Regions from separate parts of the Homo sapiens genome. Here region 2 is linked to region 1. Evidence: chromatin loops called from intact Hi-C (ENCODE). Cell type or tissue: PC-9. All regions are shown on one strand. Links, peaks and the distances in the headings refer to the core of each region. The heading gives the core; the rest is flanking DNA. Region 1 has its middle 37 kb from the start of MIR4418. Region 2 holds the start of LOC105376850 (a long non-coding RNA gene).

What was found. A loop is a pair of places that touch in the nucleus more often than their neighbours do. Peaks named below come from ENCODE experiments on the same cell type or tissue, not always from the same donor. Only the 100,000 strongest peaks of a DNase experiment are listed, where the experiment ranks them.
Region 2: it touches region 1 in a loop (8-fold over the local background); 1 of 110 quality-filtered maps calls a loop at or near these places.

Annotation. Positions count from the first base shown.
Region 1 is chr1:22,224,607-22,233,043 of GRCh38, forward strand. No RefSeq gene overlaps it. Among named protein-coding and RNA genes, the nearest start is that of MIR4418, 37 kb to the right of the region's middle. RefSeq lists enhancers at 4,306-4,939, 7,779-8,327, 8,328-8,437. In PC-9, for the core only: no CTCF peak of the experiment used is centred there; DNase peaks (open chromatin) are centred at 4,245, 5,065 and 7,915; H3K27ac peaks cover 2,567 bases.
Region 2 is chr1:22,158,774-22,167,210 of GRCh38, forward strand. It overlaps LOC105376850 (a long non-coding RNA gene), which reads left to right and starts at 4,570. Exons shown (of 2, transcript XR_947057.3): 1 at 4,570-4,723. RefSeq lists enhancers at 6,411-6,510, 7,983-8,032. In PC-9, for the core only: no CTCF peak of the experiment used is centred there; a DNase peak (open chromatin) is centred at 4,568; H3K4me3 peaks cover 1,304 bases.

The DNA.
Region 1 (8,437 bases), core at 284-8,283:
CAGAGAGGGTCTTGGCCAAGCTGAGACCAGAACCTGAGCATGCCTTTCCCATGGAGCCATCGTCCCCTCAGGGTTGGTTGAACTGGAGGAGGAAATGTCAGCCTCACTCCCCAGGACCAGGGACCTTGAACTTGATGCAAAAAAGATTTGTTTGTTGTGATGGTTTTAAGATATGTTTATACATTCTTTAATAGTCTCTTCAGGAGGTGGTTTAATCCTCCTCCCCTTGAGTATGGGCCTAGTGACTCACTTCCAATGAATAGAATATGGCAGATGTGTGTGACTTCCAAGACTAGGTCACAGAAGGCATTGTGGCTTCCTCCTTCTTCTCTTTTGCTTCACTTACTCTGGGGGAAGCCAGCTGCCATGTCATGAGGATACTCAAGCAGTCCTATGGAGAGGCCCACCTGGCAAGGAACTGAGGCCTCCTGCCGATAGCCATGGCAGGGAGCTGTATTGGAAGCAGATCTCTCCCCTCTCCCCGGCCCCAGTCAAGCCTTCAGATGACTGCAGTCCTGCTTGACAGCTAGACTGCAATCTCAGGAGAGACCTGGGTCAAAACCACTCCGTAAGTTGCTTCTGAATTCCTGACCCTGGAAATGATGAAATAATAAACATTTCTTGTTGTTTGTGGGATAATTTGTTATGCGGCAGCAAATAATGAATGCATTCATTTTTGTGGAAATGGCTCAAATCCCATCAACAGTAGATTATGATATAGTCCCAGGATAGAATAGTATACAGCAATGAGAAGGAACAAACCATCACTACAGACAACAGTGTGGATGAAGCTCACAAACATCTTGACCAAAAGAAGCTGCACCAGACAACACATACTGTGTGACTCCGTTCATATAAAATACAAAGACTGGCCAAGCCAATCTATAATAATAGAAATCAGGATAGTGGTTTTCCTTGGGCAGGCCCGGATGGAGTGGCCAGGAGGGGCCGGAAGGGGGTTTCTGAGTGCTTCTTACATGAATGCATTCAGTTTGTGAGAACTCATTGAGTGTAGATTTATGACTTGAACACATGTTTGTATATTAGACCTTACAGAAAAATCTTCCAGTTTGGAATAGGGTGTATGCCGGGTGAAAACTGGGCTGCTCAGGAGTCACATCTGGCTGTAGGATGAACACTGCTTTCGAGGTTATAGGCCTGGAAACCTTTGAGGGAAAGACTAGCATTCAGGTCATGAGATAGAAAGAAAAAGGGTTGGGGTGGCCGTATTGGGACCTCCTAGTCCCCAGGGCCTTGGCTTGAAGTCTTACCTCCTTAGCTCTCTGAGCTGATGGACAGGAAGGGACAAAGGCTCAGCCCCCAACTGGGGTTGGGGTCAGCTGAGGGGGCTTTCCGGGGCAGCAGCGAGGGCAGGGGGAGCCCTGCCTGGCTTTGTGATTCAGGGATTTGCTGTAATCCCAGTCCTTCCCTGCAGCCTGTCTAATCCCCACCCGTGGGGCTGAGCCTTTTCAAGATCTGACTTTGGCCTGAAAGGCTCCCAGAGGGGCCCACATTCCTGCCCACGGCATCCCCGCTCCTAGGAGGAAACTCATCAGGGTCTCTCCCCACCCCGGCATGGGGCTTCTCATCCTTGGGAAAAAGAGACAGTGCTCATAAATCCAGGGAAAGTTAAGATGGCCGTGAGAGAATCTGGAGTGTTTGACCTGCTTCCTTGGAGGAGACGGTGGTCTTTGATGCCTGGGTCCTGGGCCTTGTGCCATCAAGGAAATGGGTGAAGGAGATGCTGGCAAGAATGAAGACCTGTTGGGGGCAGCGGTTAACCACCTCCAAGGCCTGATGTGAGCTTCCTCTTTAACCTCATTGTTCACTTGACAAGCTCCAGCCACCTGTCTTTCGGATCCTAAGGCTCCCCAAGCTGCTTCCTGCCTCAGGACCTTCGTACAGACTTCCCCTTGGCTTGGAGATTCTCTCCCCTGATCCTTGCATGCTGCTCTTGCTTGTAACTGAGATCTCTACTTTGGGAGGCCAAGGTGGGCGGATCGCCTGAGGTCAGGAGTTTGAGACGAGCCTGGCCAACGTCGTGAAACCCTGTCTTCACTAAACAACAACAACAACAACAACAAAAAACAAAAAAACCCAAAAACCAAAAAGAAAAAAACCAACAACAAAACCTAGCTGGGTGTGGTGGTGTGTGCCTGTAATCCCAGCTACTTGGGAGGCTGAGGCAGGAGAATTGCTTGAGCCCAGGAGGCAGAGGTTGCAGTGAGTTGAGATTGCGCCACTGCAGTCCAGCCTGGGTGACAGAGCAAGACTCCGTCTCAATAATAAAAAACAACAACAACAACAAAATAACTGAGATCTCAGCTGCAATGTTACTTCCCCCAAGGCCCCATGGTCCCACTCTGTCATGTCACCCCGTGTCTCAGTTTTATTTCTTGCCTTTCCTTGTCTCCTCCGACTGGAAAGTGAGACCTTGAAGAGCAGGGGCCCCGTCCGCTGGGCTCCTGGCCATAACCCCCTCTAAGAATAATACCCAGTGATTCATGGTTCTCAGTGCATGTGCAGAGTAAGTGAATGAATGAATGGGAAAGGACAGAGTTACTTGAAGAAGAAGGAGAAAAACTTGAAAAGGGATGATCCTGCTCAACTTGTGAATCACAGATATGCTTCCCCTTGACACCAAAAGCTGCCCTGTGAAACCTGTATTATTATCCCATTTTTACAGATGAAAAACTAAGGGGGAAAAGGTTCAATAACCCACCAAGCCCACACAGGCGGTAGACTTGCAGGAAAATAATATTAGGGGCCTTGATTTTCACTCTCATTCTTACACTGAAATTCCCAGCACCCGAAATTTTACTTTTAGATATGCATTCCTTTTGCTTGGACATTGCCCTCTCAAGAACTTTCTTTCTTTCTTTCTTTCTTTTTCTCTTTCTTTTCCTTCCTTTCTTCCTTTCTTTCTTTCTTTCTTTCTTTCTTTCTTTCTTTCTTTCTTTCTTTCTTTCTTTCTTTCTCTTTCTTTCTCTCTCTCTCTCTCTCTTTCTTTCTTTCTTTTTCTTTCTTTCTTTTTATACAGAGTCTCGCTCTGTCGCCCAGGCTGGAGTGCAGTGGCACAATATCCACTCACCGCAACCTCTGCCTCTGGGGTTCAAGCAATTCTGCCTCAGCCTCCCAAGTAGCTGGGATTACAGACACCCGCCACCACACTTGGCCAATGTTTGTATTTGTAGTAGAGGTGGGGTTTCACCATGTTGGCCAGGCTGGTCTTGAACTCCTGACCTCAGGTGATCTGCCCACCTCGGCCTCCCAAAGTGTTGGGATTACAGATGTGTGCCACCACGCCTGGCCAAGAACTTCTTTCTTTCTTCTTACCTTTCCTCTTAGTTAGTAGTGAGAGAATTTTACATGAATGATTATTGTAGATGCATAACATGGTAGTTACAGAAGGAGTGTTGGAGGCTGTGTTCTAACTTGTCCATTTTATAAGTGGAGATACTGAGGCCCAGAAAGCAGAAATAATGTCCTCAAAGTCACCACATAGTAGGTGCTCACTAAGTGCTTATTAATTGAATCAACATAAACACGCACATTACAGAGGAGGCACGACCTGTTTGGAAGTCTCAGTAGCACGGCTTTGACTCCCAGCGCATTCAGCACTTCAGTGTCCGAAAGCACATTCGTGTACGTGATTGCAGGTAAGCACTTTATGATTCCCATTTTACACATGGGGCAAGTGAAGCCCAGAGAGGTAAAGCATCTTGTCCAAGGTCACACAGCAAGTTAAGAGGTAGTGTTGGGATTTGAACTTAGCTCTTGCATAACCTCTGCGGCTTTTTCTGGAACTCTGGCAGAGAGTTCAGCCAGTTATCTCTTGCCCCTTTCCAGGGGTCCCTGGGCTGGTCCATGGGGACATGGACCCAGGGGCCAGGGCTGGCCCTGGGCTTGCTCAGCCAGGATGTGTGTGAGTGTGAGTGTGAGTGCGTGCACATGTGTGAAGTCAGTGGCCTCACCCCTGCTGTTCCTGAGCAAGTTTCTGGCAGCTGCAGCTTATGATTGGTGTGGGGCACAGGCTGCCCAGGAGTGGCTGGGATCCATGTCTGCCCTGCTGCTACCTGCCTCCCCTCCTGGTCGTGGGCAGGCAGGCGAATCTTGTGCTGGGACTTGCCGGAGCCTCCGCATCAGGCGAGGCTGCAGGTACATTCCTCCTCCCTGGAGTCCCGGTGCTGCAGCTGGGGGGCCAGGCACTGACTAATTCTATACAAATTGGCTGATATTCTGAAGAATGCCATTCTGTAAGAAAGCAAATATTTAAATACTCAAGGCTGGGTCCTCTCCACCCCCGCACCCAAGTCCTGTCACCTGCCAAACGCTGGCAGAGCCTCTTGGAGGCATTTTGGGGCTGCACACCTGGCGGCCCCATGGGAGCTTTGTGACCCCCCCCTAGACTGAGCAGGGGTGGCTGGCAGATGGGACACCTGAAGCGGGACCCAGAGGGGGCTGTGCTGAAGCCCACACCAGGCAGCTTTTATCCCAGAGGGGAAGGTGGGGGCTTGATGGGGAATTAGAAACTCTGGTCTGGGCACTTTCCTGTGTATGCTCTTTGGGCCTCAGTTTCTCCATATGTAATATGGCATGTATGAATGGCCAAATAAGTGGTTTTCTAATCTGGTTGGACCCCATCCCAGACAAAATCTGAGAAGGCAGGGCCCAGGACCCTGCATTTTTACCAAGCCCCACGGGGAGCATGATGCAGTTGGTCCAGCCCCCCTGCCTATTCATGCCACACTGGCCAGAGAGGATCGCTGTGAATGGGCTTCAGAAAGGCCTCCCACAGCTTTAGCTGGGGGGAGGGCACAGCCGCCTGTAGAAGGAACAGCATGGCAAGGCCAGGGAAACTGTGAGGCCCTCTGGGAAAGTGGTGGGAGCATAGGTTGTGGGGTGGGGACAAAGGTGGTGTAGCTCAAGGCCTGGGACAGCAATGGCTAAGCAAAAGGAATGCATGTCTAAGAGTAAAATTTCAGGTGCTGGGAATTTCCGTGCATGACTAAGAGTGAAATTCAAGGCCAGCAAGGATTCTTTTCCTGCATGAGGCTTTCCTTATCTCAGCTTCATTCTCAGGCCACCTAATGACTCTCTTCTTTGACCTCCCAGGGCACTGACTCTCTCCCTCTCTTTCTAACTGAACTGTCAGTTACACAAGCTCACATTTTGCATGACTTTATGCATTTCCTTCTTGACAATGATGACAATAGCACTGCCTTCCCTTTGTTACACACTGTGTGTCAGGCCGTGTACTGACCACTTCTCTTGCATTCTCTCTCCTTCTCTTCACAAGAGCCCCATGAAGTGGTTTCTGGTGCTCTCCCCACTTGACAGAAAAGTAAACTGAGGCATAGAGTGAAGTGTCGCTTGACCAGGGGCACCCAGCGAAGATATGAAGAGCTAGGATTTGGCTTTGGGTCTTCCAACCCAGTGGCCTGGACTCGCACCCACCCTCTCCACTGTCGTTGGTGAGTTCCTCCAGGGCAGGGACTGGGGCTGATCTTCTCTGTGCCCTCAGTGCCAGTGTGAGGCGGGGCACATGGTGGACCCTGCCTGGTGCCAACCACATGGATGTGCTGTGAACATTAAATAATTGTCCCCATTTTACAGGTGAGGAAACTGAGGCACAGGAAATGGAATGACTCGTCCAAGGTCCTAGAACAGGCAAAAGGCAGAGGTAGTTGTCTTAAGCTGGGTCCCCCAAAAGCCAACCCCAAGTCAAGGATTTGAGTGCAAACAGTTTACCTGGGAGCTGATTTCCTAATGTCCAGATTGATGAGTCAGGAAATGAGACAGGAAGGGAAAGAGGCCAACAAGAGGAGGGTGTGTCGGTCAGCAGGTGAGCACTCTGGCCAGCTGGGCACAGACCCCTGGGGAAGTCTGGGAGAAGGGACAGAACAAGCCTCAGCATTGCCCCTCCAAAGGGGAGGAAATTGGGTTATTTTTCCTCCACTCTCATCTGTGTTTGGCTGAAGGCTGTTTCAGGCACTTCTGGGCCAGTATGTTCTGCGGCTGTAGAGGCAGAGTCACTGTTTGTTATTTGCAGTGAGAAATGGGATAGTGGGTATAGATGGGCAGTGACAGCTGCTGCCACAGAAATGTTCAAAACGTGGATTTTCAGAACTAAAATCTGTCCATCTATCATTCACACATCCATCCATTCATCCATTCACCCATCCACCCACCTACCCATCCACCCACCCGTCTGTCCACCCACCCATCCATCTACCCATCCACCTACTCACCCCCCCACCCATCCATAGTTTACTTATCTATCCATCTGTGCATCCACCCATCATCCATCCACCCACTCATCTGCCCACCCATCTGTTCATCCGTCCATCCATCCATCCATCCATCCATCCATTCACCCATCCACCCACCTACCCATCCACCCACCTGTCTGTCCACCCACCCATCCATCTACCCATCCACCTACTCACCCACCCACCCATCCATAGTTTATCTATCCATCTGTCCATCCACCCATCATCCATCCACCCACTCATCTGCCCACCCATCTGTTCATCCATCCATCCATCCATCCATCCATCCATCCATCCATCCATTCACCCATCCACCCACCTACCCATCCACCAACCCGTCTGTCCACCCACCCATCCATCTACCCATCCACCCACTCACACACCCACCCATCCATCGTTCACTTATCTATCCATCTGTGCATCCACCCATCATCCACCCACTCATCTGCCCACCCATCTGTTCATCCATTCATCCACCCATCCACCCATCCATCCATCCATCCATTCATCCATCCATCATCCATTCATCCATCCATCTGCCCACTCATATATCCATCCACCCATTCATTCACCCACCCATCCATGTATCCATCCATCCAACCATTCATCCATCCATCTATCCATCCATCCATCATCCACCCATCATCTCCCAGATCCTGGGTCTCAGGCACAGTTCGAGGCCCTGGAGGTCCAGAGATGATTCCCCAGACTTAATTCCAGTCGCCCCCATTCCCTGAAGGGGCTGCATATCTCTGGCGGTTGCTGTGAGGTGACCAGACAACATGGGAATGGGTGGGCTGGCTCTTGTGGCTAGTAGCCCCTGATTCCCAACCCTGGGATGTCTGGGTTCATGGTCCCCCAGCTCCTCAGAGGCTTCCAGAGATAGCTGGTACTGCTGTCATTCCAGGAAGCCCCTCAGAGGAAACACAGTCCCCATTCATGGGCTGGCTGCTTGGAACCGCAGACCCTGTGCTGTCACAGGGATTCACGCAGGCTTTACCTGCCCTCCTGTCCCAGTGCCAGGGCCGGTCTGAGGACATCCAGTGAGTCTTTGCTGAGCAGCTTTGGAAGTTGGGGCAGTGCCATGGATGCTACCAGAACCAAGTTCCCTACTATTCTTCTTGGCACCCAGAAAGACCACCTGCTTGGACAAAGGTTGTCCTGGGCTCACATCCTGTGGAGGAAGGGGACACAGAAAGCCATTATTGAGCACCTAGTGGGTGCCACATACTCAGCATGATGGGTGTCCCTGGACCCTCATGTCAAGTCAACACTAGAGGGAGGCATTCTCACCTCCACTGTACACTCAAGAAAACTGAGGCTCAGAGAGGGAAAGTGCCTTGCTGGAGGCCACACAGCCTGTGAATATCAATGCGGGAATGGTCCCAGGTCCCCTTGACTTGAGTCTCAGCGTCTTTTTCTGACCATGCACCTGGAACCGCTGTTCTAGCCCTGGAGCACTTCCTTCCTCCTTCACCACCATCTTCATCATCACTCAGACTCAGAGAGACTAAATGGCTCTTTCCTTCCCCAGGGACCAGGTTCTAGAGCCCATGACACATGTACACATGGTGGAGGATGCAGGGGCCATGTGGTCACAAACTGTTCTCAGCCAAAGGTCACAAACAGTTCTCTAGTACTCGGAATACAGGTTTGGGGTAGGACAGACAGGTCAGATAGGAGTCACGGTCTTGGCTTTGTTCCTTCCTTACTATGTGACCCTGGGTGAGTTACATCACCTTTCTGGGCTGCTCGATTTTCTCATCAGTAGATGGGGAGAAATATACACCTGTCCTACAAGGAGGATGGAAGGGGGAAATGGGATAAAATGTGCAAAGTGCCTTGTGTTTGTGTCCTGCATTTGTGAGGTCCCCCAAGGCCCCAGGGGTGTGAGGACTCCTGGGGCTCCAGCCTTTGGAAGGGCATGCGGAGAGAAGAGATTGGCCTGGCAGGGCCTCCCCAGGCTGGGCTCAAGTGTGTGCATTTGAGCACGCAGGGCTGGGGCCTGATGACCAGGGGGCAGCCCTGTCACTCCCTGCCCATTCTCACTCCCTGCAGCCCTCTCCTCCCCCTCCATGGGCTGTCTTTACTCAGCCAGCTTCCCCCTGTCCCCCAAGGGCTGGGGGGACGGGTACTCTTGGGTCATCTCTGTATTTTGTAAGGAT
Region 2 (8,437 bases), core at 158-8,157, 66 kb before region 1:
CGGTGCATAATGTCCTGGGAGCCTCCATGGGTTCTAAGAGGGATCATTAACCCCATTCTACAGATGGTGCAACTGAGGCTCAGAGAAGCTGAGGGACTGACTGGTCGAGGTCACAGAGTGAATTAAGGATGAAGTGCAGATTCCGGCCTAGGTCCCTGCCTGCCCCAACTCCCATGCTCTTTCCTGCACGGACAGTGCTCAGGTCTCTGTGCTGGTCACTTCCCCAGCACCAGTGGAGGTCCAGTGAGACAGTCTGAGCAGCTTTGGCAAAGGCTCTCCTTGCTCCCATAGTAGGGGAGCCCTGGGGCGTGGCTTTGGCGGCTATGCTGGCCAGAGTGCAGGCTGAAATCTGCTCTGGGGTGACTTGGTTGAGCTCCCTGGGGGTCCAAGGGTCCAAGGAAGGGGGCAGGATTTGGCTAGTGGGCAACAGCTGGAGAGTTGGCAGCTTTCATCCCAGCATCTCCACCTTCCTCCCCAGGGCCCTTTTCTCCTCTTTCCTCTCCTCACCAGGGACACCGCCACCTTCATTCTGAAGCCCACATCCCTACTTCTTGTTAGGGAAGGGAATCAGCCTGAGGGTCCCTGGACTTGAATGAGGTCACAGTTCCCATTGTAGAGATCAGTGAATCAAGGCCCAGGGATAGGAAGGGAAACTTGGCCAAGTGGCAGAGCCAGAACCAAGAGCTCCGGACTCCCTGCCTGGGACTCCTTTCTAATTTTTTTTTCTTTTATTTATTTATTTATTTATTTTTTTTATTGATCATTCTTGGGTGTTTCTCGCAGAGGGGGATTTGGCAGGGTCATAGGACAATAGTGGAGGGAATGTCAGCAGATAAACAACTGGGACTCCTTTCTTTAGACAACTACGAGGATGGGCTTATGTCCCTAGGAGACACCAGTTGGTTCCCATGGAAAACGGGCACAGATGATCTGAAATCAGATCTGAAATCAGAAATGAAGGTGGTTTCGGGCTACACCATCAGCACAGTCACACCACCCAGAGCCCCTCTTCCTGCCCTCCCCGTGTTCGGGACGAAGTGTGTTCTTTCTTGCAGGAGTAAAGGGGCAGCAATGTTTAATCCAGCTCCTCAATTCTCATGGCGAAATTTCAGGCATGGTGGCACCTGGGCCGGGGAGAGGTTTTGGAGCTAGCGGATATTCCTGGCTTCTCCCTGGCCCCCCTCCACGGTGACCTTTGGGAAGCTGACCAGGGCCCTTGCGCCAGGGCGGCCATCCTCGGAAGACTGTTTCTGTGTCTTCCTGTTGCGGTTTTGACTCTGGAGAAATGTTCCAGCCTTGAACTCACAGAGGGCCGGCCCCATGTGAAGCTCGAAGTTTGTTCAGCCGTTTTGGGCTCTCGGTGGCCGGGAGCTCAGCCTTAAGCAAAGTCCAAACTGACCGCAGCTTTCCCGGGCAACTCTGGAGCGGACGGGCCTATTTATATGTGGTGGGTTTTATATCACCACTTCCCTCCACGCTCAGTTTGTGAAGGTTTTTCTCCAGGGGGAGGAGGCATGGCCTTCTTTCCACCATCACCCTCACTTTTCCTGGCCCCTCAGGCCTGAGGGTGCCCCAGCCGGACAAAGGGAGGCAGGGTCACGCAATGGTTAGGATGTGGCACAGAAAGACCTGGCTGTAAGTCCTTCAGGTCTTAGCTCCAACAGCACCTCCTCCACGAGGCCTTCCCTGCCCTTTTTATTGTCCTCACGGATCTTACCACTGTGGGAATGATCTCGTCATGCATTTATTTGCCTTACTGTCTGTCTCCCTGGCTAGGAGGCCAGCTCCGTGGGTGCGGGGGCCATGTCTGTGCACAGGTGTATCCTCAGTGCCCAGATCGGTGCCAGGCATACTATAGGTGCTCAATATAAGAATGCAGAACAAATGCAAAGACAGGGTGTGCTCCCTCCAGCAGGGGTTCTCCAACTTCAAGGTGCATGAGAATGTGGTAGCGCACTTGTTAACTGCATGCCGAGCATCTGGATCCCTGGGCTGGGGTGGGCAGGCATCTGCAACTGGGCAGGAAGCCATCTGCTGGAAGACACTGCCCCAGGGACCCTGGGACTCAGAGCCCAGAGCGTGGCAGGACTGGTGCTAAGCTGTGGGCACAGCTCCCTAAACTCTCTGTCTGGGGGGCTGGGAGGGACTTGAAGGGGCCTCAGCTGGGGGCATTGGAGGATTCGCTTCCACTCCCAGGGGAAGCCAGGCTCTCCCTCCACTGGCGTTTGTATCACGGATCTCACCTTCTTCAAGTTCTTTGTTTAATGCCTGTTCTTGCTGTTCGACTCTAAGTGCACAGGGACTCAGTCAGTGTCTAATTGCCCTAGATCAAGGCAAGCAGGGCCCAGGCTTTGACCCTGGATCTGGCTATGGTTACTTCTGGCCCACACCCCGTCCCACAGGGTAAGGGGCCAAGAGTAGGTGCCCACCCAGAGCCCAGACCACCCCGGCTTGTAGAGCACACTCTGGATGCTGGAATGGCCTGCTCCAAAGGCCTGAGCCTGCTCCGGGGCCTGTGTGGCTCCCTTCCTGTGACCCATTCTCCTGAGGGTGGACTCCACTATGCTGCTAGGCCTGGAGGTGGCCATGGAGCCTATGTTTGGGGGACATGGACAGAGCTTGGATGTGTGGGCTGCAGTGGCCACACACTGGGCCCAGTTGGGAAGAGAAAGAGGACAGAGTGTAGCTGGGGCCTTCCTGATACTCTTACTGGGGGTATGCAAAACTGAGTCTCATTTCCAGTTGTATCCCTAGTGCCTCACTTGGGGCCTCGTGCCTGGTGCCTGGCTCACCCGCTCCTGGGTTCTCCCCAGCCTTCTCTGCTTCAAGCCTGCACCCCCCTTAGAAAGCAAGCAAGAGAAGGGCTGGGAAGAATGCAAACGTGTTATTTCCTGGCTTGTGTCTTAGTCCATTTAAACTGCTCTAACAAAATAGCTGAGACTAGGTAATTTATAAAGAACAGAAATGTATTGCTCACAGTTCTGGAGGCTGGGAAGTCCACGATCATGGTGTTGACATCTGGCGAGGGCCTTCCTGCTGTGTCCTCATGTGGCAGAAGAGCGGTAGAGAGGGAACCCACACTCCTGCAAACTCTTTTATAACAGCATCACTCTATTCATGAGGGTGGAGCCCTCATGACCTAAACAGCTCCCAAAAGGCCCCGTCTTCCAGTGCTGTTGCATTGGGGATAAGTTTTCAACACATGAATTTTGGGAGGGGACGAAAACCTTCAATCCATACCCCTGTGCATGTTCCTCATTTACTGAGGGCCTGCTGCTGAATCCAGACCTTTCTTAAGTTTCCACGTTTAATCCTCATGGCATCCAGCGGTAGGTAGTGCGTTCTCTGCCCTGTGATGCTCAGAGGAGTCAGGTGACTCAGGCAAGGCCACACAGCCAGAAGAACCCCCTTGCTTTTTTGACTCCAAAGTCAGTGCTCACAGGTTGGGGGAACTCATTTCTTAGCAAAGATCATGTGGATGGGTGCACCTGCTGATGGGAGTGGTGAAGGGGTGATGCAAGAAGAGGGCATGGCTGTGCTGTGAAGCTTGTCCTGAAGAGGGCAAGGACAGGTCTCAGGTCAGATAGGACGAGAGCCACCAGGTGGTCAGCAGTGCTGAGGCACAACTTGGGAGCCCTTCAGGTCCCCATAAGCACCATCAGACCTCTCAGAGCCTCCCCAGATAAACACTAGTCAAGTTAAAAAATGGTCTGACTATGCCATGCAGTGTCAGTTTCAATACTCTGGCTCCCTTCCAACCAGGTGGCTGCCCCCAAACTCAGGACTCACCACTGGGTGGGGCAGAGATCACACAGCCCAGCAGCCCTGGGGAAAGGGGTGAGGCCTCAGTGTTCCCTCAGGAGAGGGCTGAGTCCCTCAGTGTCTTCTCAGGAAGGGGATGGAGCCCTCAGTGTCCCTCGGGAAGGGGATGAAGCTCTCAGTGTCCGCAGGAAGGGGATGGAGCCCTCAGTGTCTTCTCAGAAGGGGATGGAGCCCTCAGTATCCCTCGGGAAGGGGATGAAGTCCTCAGTGTCCCCTCGGGAATGGGATGAAGCCCTCAGTTTCCCCTCAGGAATGGGATGAAGCCCTCAGTGTCCCCTCAGGAAAGGAATGAAGCCCTCAGTGTCCCCTCAGAAAGTGGATGAAGCTCTCAGTGTCCCCTCAAGAAGAGGATGGAGCCCTCACTGTCCCCAGGTAGGGGATGAAGCCCTCAGTATCCCCTCAGGAACGGGATAAAGCCCTCAGCATCCCCTCAGGAAGGGGATGAAGCTCTCAGTGTCCCCAGGAAGGGGATGGAGCCCTCAGTGTCTTCTCAGGAAGGGGATGGAGCCCTCAGTGTCCCCTCAGGAAGGGGATGAAGCTCTCAGTATCCCCTCAGAACAAAGGTGAACCTCTGTGTCCCCTCAGGGAATGGTGGCCCTCCTGACAGCACCCTCGGTCAGTCAGTGTTGAGTCCCATGCCGGCACTGCGCTAGTTTCATTGTCAGAGCAGCCCCCGGGGTGGCTACAGCTGTCATCCTCACGCTGCCGCGTCACTGCGTCATGAGTAACGTCCAGTAACTGCGGTTCAGAGAGGTGGAGCCACTGCCTGAGGTCAGGAAGCTGCAGGTAGCAGGGGAGCGGGTTGGCCCAGGCCTCTCTGGCTGCCAAGGCAGGAGCGGTCCCCGTGTGCCACCTGGGTGTTGCTGGACCTTGGACAGTGTGGCCAGAGGATCCGGAAGGGGTGAGTTCTGCTCCTGGCTCCCCTTGCTCCCAGACTGACCAGAGGTGTGTGGCATCTGGGGCTGTGGGGAGCTGGGGTGGGCCAGGAGCAGTGGGGGCAGGGGCTGGGGAGGGGTGGGAAACCCAGCCTGGCAGTGCCAATCCTAGCAGGAAGCACCTTTGCTTGTTCAGTCAGCCTGTGGGCAGAGGGCAGCTGTGTGGGGTGGCCGCTGCCACCAGCCAGAGATGGTTTCTAAGGGCAGAGGGTAAACAGTCACCTTGGCTACTTGGGCGTGCCATGGGTGGTGGTAGGTCAGCTCTGGAATATTCCGGGAAGTGAAGGAAGGAAATGGGAGGCCTCGGGTTGTGAGAGCAAGGTGGAGGCCATGAGCGGGAGGGCCCAAGAGGGCGTCTTCTGTCCTAGAATGCTGGCTACACAGAAGCCAGGCCATGTGGGAGGGCTGGGATTGTCTCCTCCCCAGGGAGCAGGGTCCTGGCAACAGGACCCCAGGGAGGCTTCTGCTCTGGTTGAGCCCGCTGCTTCCCGTGTGATGGGAGAGAAAGACAGCGTCTGGTTTCTTATTAATCATGAGTCCTTTCTGATCCCATACCACGGGCTGTCTACTTTCCATTTCATTTATTCAGCCCACAAATAGTGATCAATCCAGGCTCTGAACTAGGCCTGGGGTACAGCAGTGAAGACAAACACAGGCTCTGTCTTCGAGGCACTTGCAGTCTGGAATTGCGAGGTGAAACCACCTTCAGCAAAGCAAAGCAAAACACAGTGCAGCGGGGAGAGGATCATGTAATTGGGAGACTTTCAGACGTGCTGGCTTCAGGGCAAAACAACATTTTTGGCCTTAGCTGCTCTCTCTGCCTCCTGCTTCTGCTTTCTCTGTCTGGGGCTTCATTCTCATCTGGGCATTCTCCATGGTGCAGGGAAGGTGGCTGCCCTCACCAGTCTCCCTGCAGCGCCTCTGCCCTCTATCAACGTCCGTACGTCCGGGCTTAATCCAGACCCACTTTTGACACCATTGGATGTGGGTGAAATCGTTATCCTGAGAAAGAGGCAAAAAGCAATGTGTCTATGAGTGGGAAGATGGACATTCAGGGACCAATTTAACCAATACTTAATGTAATTATCATTGTGACTGGTGCTACAAAGAAGTACGAGGTGAAATCAATAAATGTGGGTCAGGCTGGGCGTGGTGGCTCATGCCTGTAATCCTAGCACTTTGGAAGGCTGAGGTAGGCAGATCACTTGAGGTCAGGAGTTCAAAACCAGCCTGGCCAACATGGTGAAACTCCATCTCTACTAAAAATACAAAAAAAAAAAAAAAAAAAATTAGCCAGGCATGGTGGTGGGCTCCTGTAATCCCACCTACTCAGAAGGCTGATGCAGGAGAATCGCTTGAACTCGGGAGGCAGAGGTTGCAGTGAGCTGAGATTGCACCACTGCACTCCGGCCAGGGCTACCCAGTGAGACTCTGTCTCAAAAACAAAAACAAACAAAATACATAAAAAAAATAAATATGGGTCTGAGAAATCAAGAAAGGCTTCGTGGAGGAAGTGGCCTTTGAATGGAGATTTGAATCATAAGCAGTCTGTTTCACGCTGCTGATAAAGACATACCTGAGACCGGGTAATTTATAAAGAAAAAGAGGTTTAATGTATTCACAGTTCCACACGAGTGGAGGGTAGTGAGGCTGAGGAGGCCTCACAATCACGGTGGAAAGCAAAAGGCATGTCTTGGGTGGTGGCAGACAAGAGAGAGAGAGCCAAGCGAAAGGGGAAACCCCTTATAAAACCTTCAGATCTCATGAGACTTATTCACTACCACGAGAGCGGTATGGGGGAAACTGCCCCCATGATTCAATTGTCTCCCACCGGGTGCCTCCCACAACACATGGGAATTATGGGAGCTGCCATTCAAGATGAGATTTGGGTGGGGACACAGCCAAACCATATCAGTGAGTTAACTGGCCTAGGATGGGGAAGATTGTTTTAAGCAGAGGGAACAGAACTACCATGAAGTTGGGCACAAGTGAGGAACAACTAGGGTCAGACCATTTGGGCTTCTGTGGGGAGGTGACAGTAACAATTTTGGAGTTTCCTCGAGAGCAATAGGAAGCCACAGGAGAGTTTTAACTGGGGGTGGCGTCATGGAGTGTAAGTTCTGTGGAGATCTCCCTGGCTGTATTATGAAGAATGGATGGAGGGGATGAGCAGGTGCTGAGAGACCAGCTGGTTGGCCATGGTACTAGCCCAGGCAGGAGAGGGCAAGAAGGAGGGAAATGACACCAGAGACAGAAAGAGGTGGATGAATTTGAGATACATTTTGGAGGTAAAATTAATAGGACTTGGTGCTTGATTGGATGGGGGAAGGGGTAGGGAGAGAAAAACACTTAAAGGACAGCTTCTAGATTTCTGGCTTGCTCTGTAGGACCCCAGTCCTATGGAGTGGGGATTATTGCCCCGCATTTTTTTTTTTTTTTTGAGATGGAGTTTTGCTCTTGTCACCCAGGCTGGAGTGCACTGGCACAGTCTTGGCTCACTGCAACCTCCGCCTCCCTGGTTCAAGCAATTCTCCTGCCTCAGCCTTCCGAGTAGGTGGGATTACAGGTACCTGCCACCACACCCAGCTAATTTTTGTAGTTTTAGTAGAGACAGGGTTTCACCATGTTGGTCAGGCTGGTCTTGAACTCCTGACCTTAGGTGATCCACCTGCCTCAGCCTCCCAAAGTGTTGGAATTACAGGTGTGAGCCACCATGCCCGGCCTGTTGCCCCTCATTTAACAGCACTGGAAGCTGAGGCTCAGAGACAGGGGATGGCTTCCCAAGGTCACACAGCAGGTGAGTGGTTGAGTCTGTAACTCATGCATGTGAAATGCTTAATACAGTACAAACCCAGGCCTGTCTGTCTTTAAAACACACATTCTTCTTCTCCATGGTTCTCTTTCCCTGCCTTTATCTTCTCCATTAAGGCTCTAAGAAATGAGTGGCGGGTTTAGAGAGGCTTGGGGAACCCAGCTCCCTGCTGAGGATACTCCCAAGGCAAATGAGTTTTCCTGAGGGTTCTAGAAAGTCCACAGCCAGGAGCCCAGGTCAGAGGAAAGCCTAGGGGAGGATGACTCAGGAAGGACACCAGCCTCCTCTACCTCTGACAGCCAGGATATGCAAAGCTGGGTAAATCCCCAGTATATGCACCTGGGGAATTTTAGTGTCTCAGGACAAGCAGGGACTGTGGTCAGGCCTGGAGGTAGAATCCTAGGCAGGATCTTCACTATATTATTTGGGTCCTGAGCCCAGTGGTGCACCTTCTGTTTTTGTACCTCTGTGGCATCCTTGGTTCTTAAGCCTGGTGCTCTGAGCCTGGTGACTTCTGAGCTCTGGCTCCCTCCACCATTCAGTGTCCTTGCTTGTAAAGTGATGTTTGCAATTCCCACCTTGCAGGTTGATTGCAAGGCTGAGATGAAGCCTTGGTACTGAGTAGGGGCCTGCAAGCTTCAGTCCAGGATTAGAATTCTCTCATGCTGGCCTTGGGGTTTGAGCACGACCAAGACAGTCAAGCATGTTTCCCTGCCGGAGATTCTGGGATAGGAATTCTCAGAGGTGGGAATATTGCTAAGGCAGCTCCCCAGAGCACCTGCAGGAGGTGGTTGGCACCAGCGCCAGCCTGGGCACCTTCAATTTCTACTCTTGTTTTCCATGGCTCAGCAAAACTTGTTCTCCAGGA